2 separate regions of the Homo sapiens genome follow, and region 2 is linked to region 1. Evidence: chromatin loops called from intact Hi-C (ENCODE). Cell type or tissue: Caco-2. All regions are shown on one strand.

The links. Peaks named below come from ENCODE experiments on the same cell type or tissue, not always from the same donor. Only the 100,000 strongest peaks of a DNase experiment are listed, where the experiment ranks them.
Region 2: it touches region 1 in a loop (5-fold over the local background); 7 of 110 quality-filtered maps call a loop at or near these places.

What each region holds. Positions count from the first base shown.
Region 1 is chr1:183,226,914-183,229,413 of GRCh38, forward strand. It overlaps LAMC2 (laminin subunit gamma 2), which reads left to right. Exons shown (of 23, transcript NM_005562.3): 9 at 1-3; 10 at 602-784; 11 at 1,461-1,706. Among named protein-coding and RNA genes, the nearest start is that of LAMC2, 42 kb to the left of the region's middle. RefSeq lists a silencer at 1,608-1,813. In Caco-2, a CTCF peak has its summit at 1,235; DNase peaks (open chromatin) are centred at 778, 1,258 and 2,018.
Region 2 is chr1:183,158,702-183,161,201 of GRCh38, forward strand. No RefSeq gene overlaps it. Among named protein-coding and RNA genes, the nearest start is that of LAMC1-AS1, 19 kb to the left of the region's middle. RefSeq lists an enhancer at 413-914. In Caco-2, no CTCF peak of the experiment used is centred here; a DNase peak (open chromatin) is centred at 1,450; H3K4me3 peaks cover 194 bases.

The DNA of each region.
Region 1 (2,500 bases):
CAGGTGAGTGAAATGACACCTGGACCAGGTGGCTGGGGTGTCATGTGGAAGAGAGAGAGCTGTGTAAGAAAGACCATGGCTGAACTCACATCAGAGGTGGGAAAGGATTAAGGAGAGCAGAGCTGGAGTCAGGGAAGATGGACATGGTGCCTTATTACACTCAATCCTCTTCACTGTGGAAATGCCACAAAGTTGTGAGAAAGGTGCCAGGTTACAGGAAATGGTCGTCATGGTTCAGTGCTGGGTAGAAGAGTTGGTGTCGAGTTCCAAGAATTGTGTGGGGAGATCAAAGACAAGTCCGGGTCTAAATGAATGTGCCGACAAATGGTGTCAGGCCACAGAGAACATGGGGAACAGTGTTAAGTTATGGATAGTAAAAGAAGTGAGTGTCTACTTTGCATAGGGGAGTGAGGGTGAGATTCAGGGTCTTGGCCATGTTTAGATTTGGTTCTATGGGAGGGGTGAATGCCAGTGCTCAGGCACTTTGGGGAAGGCTTCAGAAAGGAAGGCTTTGACATTCTACACTCTGACCCATGTTGAAGGAAATGTATTGTCTGACCCTGCTCACTTCTCTGCCCCTCCACTCTTCTCCTACCCCCAGGAGATTGTTATTCAGGGGATGAGAATCCTGACATTGAGTGTGCTGACTGCCCAATTGGTTTCTACAACGATCCGCACGACCCCCGCAGCTGCAAGCCATGTCCCTGTCATAACGGGTTCAGCTGCTCAGTGATGCCGGAGACGGAGGAGGTGGTGTGCAATAACTGCCCTCCCGGGGTCACCGGTAAGGCCATGGGTCTGCTCTGCCACCTGCCTCTTCCTGTCCTGATGCCATGAATGTGTGCAAATAGCTTCCATTCCGAGGAATTCCTAGGAAATTATAATGACTTCGGGTTCACCCAAATGTGCTCACTCTAAAGATAATATCTTAAAGATAAGATATTGCAATGCCCAAGAGGTGAAGTGGATTAAGCAAGAGCAGAGTGCAATTATGGGAGAAAACACCTAAAGCTGTTTTGAGAGGTTTGTCATTAGAAGATGACATTTTCAGACCAAGCACATGGTTTGTTTCTTAATGAACTAAGATAACGAGGGAAAACTTAGTGACTTCTTAAATGTCACATCCTTCTGCTGGTCAATCTGAAAGAAGAATGGATTCTTCAGCAGCAGTTTTGGGGGTATTGCTCAAAACCTTACTACTTCTGTGGAGCTGCCTGCTTTTTCCCAGCCAGCTAGTTAAGCCTCCTAGTGGCGCTACTGTGTTCTGCAACCTGCAGTGGGCATGGAGAGAGAGGGCCAGCCCTGCCTTGCATGCCTGCTCCTGAGGGCTTTGTTCTGGGGTCCCTAGGGAAGCACATTTCTCTGGCTCTTCTAGAGGGTGACTCGCAACTTTAGGCCTCTGCGTCTGGTCTTCCTCCTGATGGATGTCGACCTAGGCTTGGTCATTTGTTCCTTCCCAGGTGCCCGCTGTGAGCTCTGTGCTGATGGCTACTTTGGGGACCCCTTTGGTGAACATGGCCCAGTGAGGCCTTGTCAGCCCTGTCAATGCAACAACAATGTGGACCCCAGTGCCTCTGGGAATTGTGACCGGCTGACAGGCAGGTGTTTGAAGTGTATCCACAACACAGCCGGCATCTACTGCGACCAGTGCAAAGCAGGCTACTTCGGGGACCCATTGGCTCCCAACCCAGCAGACAAGTGTCGAGGTAGGACTCCACCCCAGGCAGGCTGTGTCTGTGCGTGCCTGTGTACGTATGCACTTGCTTGCCATCTAAGCAGGGACAATGGCAGTTCATATCATGATGTTACTTTGATTCTCTGACCAAACTGGCCTGTGAGCACCCTGGGCCTTTCTTCCTCTGTCAAAGGCCTTAAGACAGGTTTACCCTGTAGCCAGGCTCTGGAAGACAGAGCTGGGTTAAAGCTGGGTGGGAGAAGTGAAAAAGGTCAGGTTTACATTCCTACGCGGAAAAGGATGTAACACGGGGCCACATCCTATGCCCAATCCCAAGGCAGGGAGGCAGGGAAGTGGCTGCCAAACCTGTTGTAGGAGAGTAATAAATGACTTGAGAGTAAGCCTAAGCAAACTCAAGTGGGAAGGGGAGTGGGCTGTAAAATAGTTTAAGAGACTCTCTCAGGAAGTCAGCGTAATTGATGTGTAGAAAGGTAACAGTCAACAGTTCTCCTAACAAGACAGCTTCAAAGCAGCAGCTATAGTGGAGCATTCCTGAGGCCTGCTGCAGATCAAAGCATGAATGTGCAGACTGGTCCTCTTGCCCAGCGTTTCTTTCAAATCTTTGCACATGTTATATTTTAGAGGCAAGTTCAGTTCTAGAGGAGCTGGCCTGCCCCACAGACTCACCCCTCAGTCCCAGGCTGACCTTGGTGCCCAGAACTCAGGAGTTTGTTTACCCTAACTTTGTTTATAAAGTCCAGAATGGGGCCGGGAATGGTGGCTCACACCTGCAGTCCCAGCACTTTGGGAAGCTGAGGTGGGTGG
Region 2 (2,500 bases), 68 kb before region 1:
GTGAAGCTCTGGGCCCAGCAACATCTGTCTTGCCCGGGAACCTCTTAGAAATGCATTGTCAAACCCCACCCTAGACCGACTGAATCAGACAGTAGGGGTGGAAGGATTCAGAACAGTCTGGGTTTAATAAGCCCCTCACCTAAGTGATTCATCACATCTAATATATCTAGTAACTAGTGTACTGGTTCTTAACAATTTTCCCCCTGGTGTTAGCTTTCACCATTTGTATATCCTATGTGTCTGCATGTTGAACTCAACCAGACATTATCTTTACTTTCAGCTGCCCTTGCTAGGAAACAGGTTGCAACCTCTTTGAATTAGGAAGAGAGAAGTTCAGAATGTGTCTGTGCTCATCACAGAGTTAGAAACAATGAATGTTAACTCTTCTCTGAGTTTCTTAAGAAACTGAGATACTCTAAGCATTGTATAAACATTGACTTGGTTAATTAATCAAGATGTTCCATCTATGGAAGACAAAAGCCTTCTGAAAAACTAGGTGGAGACTGATACGACTGATACTGATTTTTAAAAACTTAACATAAGTATTTTAGTTCCCCATCAGTTTCTCTACTTTTCACACGATTTTCTAAATGGCAATTTTTTTTTTTTTTTTTTTGAGATGGAGTCTCCCTCTGTCACCCAGGTTGGAGTGCAGTGGCCCGATCTCGGCTCACTGCAGCCTCTGCCTCCTGGGTTCCAGTGATTCTCCTGCTTCAGTCTCCCAGGCAGCCGGGATTACAGGCCTAAATGGCAATTTCTCTTCATAGATGTGAACAGGCTGAGAGATGGTGGAATGGGCTGGGCTTCCTGGGGTTCATCATTACTCTCTACTGCTAGGACTTGGCACGTTTGTTCTGCATGGTTCCATGAACATAAAATAAAAGCGAGCCAAGTCTTTTAATGTGGGAGATGCATTTGAAATCAGACAACCAGTAAATATACCAAAAGACATCAAAACAAGTTCAAGTAAACCTTAGGCCCTACTGAGTGGCAGCCACCGTTCATGGACAATTTAGGTGTGTGATCTCAGGTTAAATCTCTCAATCTTGCCTGTGTTTCCTGTAAATGGGAACAACACTACCTTATAAAGTACTTCACATAAATGGGTAAGTATATGAAACAATATACAAAATTTAGTATAGTCATGGCAAACAAAGTTTTTGTGGGGCCTGAAGCTTGTACAATTTGGGAGTCCTCTTTAAAAAAAAAAAAAGAATATAGGATTTCAAAAGCAAGCACAGGGCTGGGAAGGGGTCCCTGAGCCCTGCTCTCCTCGCACAGGAAATCCACCTTTGTGCAGTTACTCTGTTTATTTTAAGCCAGGGGAGAGCAGAGCAATTGCTTCCTTCATGTGGAGGTGTCCATCAGTGGCTCCGTCACTGGGCGTGTGCATGACTGTACTTCCCTCTGCCGCAGACACCTCAGCCACCGTCTAGCCAGGCAAACCTGTTTGGTGTGCTCACTGCATGATGAAGGCGGGTGTGGCTCCCAGTGGGAGTGTCCCGCCTCCAGAACATGGCCAGAGGCTACAGAATCAGACTTTTGCCAAAGGAAGAAAGAGCGCCTGAAGCATGTGTTCACCGGGCAACTATGAATGGCTTGACTGGGTGGAGCCTTCAGTATCTTTTTAGTTAAGCCTTTTAGTCTCAAAAATGGAAGAGGCAAAGCTCAATTCTTAAAGATCACTTCTTTTTTTTTTTTGAGGCGGAGTCTCGCTCGGTCGCCCAAGCTGGAGTGCAGTGGCACGATCTCGGCTCACTGCAAACTCCGCCTCCCGGGTTCACGCCTTTCTCCTGCCTCAGCCTCCCGAGTAGCTGGGACTACAGGCGCCCGCCACCGCGCCCAGCTAATTTTTTTGTGTGTTTTTAGTAGAGACGGGGTTTCACCGTGTTAGCCAGGATGCTCTCGATCTCCTGACCCCATGATCCGCCCATCTGGGCCTCCCAAAGTGCTGGGATTGCAGGCGTGAGCCACGGCGCCTGGCCAAGATCACTTCTTAAAAGAGAATTCCATCTGCCTCCACCCGCATCACATTGCATATCAGAAATGGTAGTTTTGGGGTTGCCCTCAGACCCGAGCCTGCTCCAAACAGAACACAAACTGAACAGCAAGAACATAGACCTCGACTTTTCAGCCAGGACTTGGTGCTAGCTTTATTTTTATGAAAACAAAACAAAACAGCAACAACAACCAAAACAATGCTATTTCATTGAGTTGAAAGATCTAAACTCTTTTTTTTTTTTTTTTTTTTTTTTGAGACTGAGTCTTGCTCTGTCGCTCAGGCTGGAGTGCAGTGGCGCAATCCCAGCCGACTGCAACCTCTGTCTCCCAGGTTCAAGTGATTCTCCTGCCTCAGCCTCCTGAGTAGCTGGGACTACAGGAACCCGCCACCATGCCTGGCTAATTTTTGTATTTTTAGTAGAGACGGGGTTTCACCGTGTTAGCCAGGATGGTCTCGATCTCCTGACCTCGTGATCGGCCCACCTTGGCCCCCCAAAAT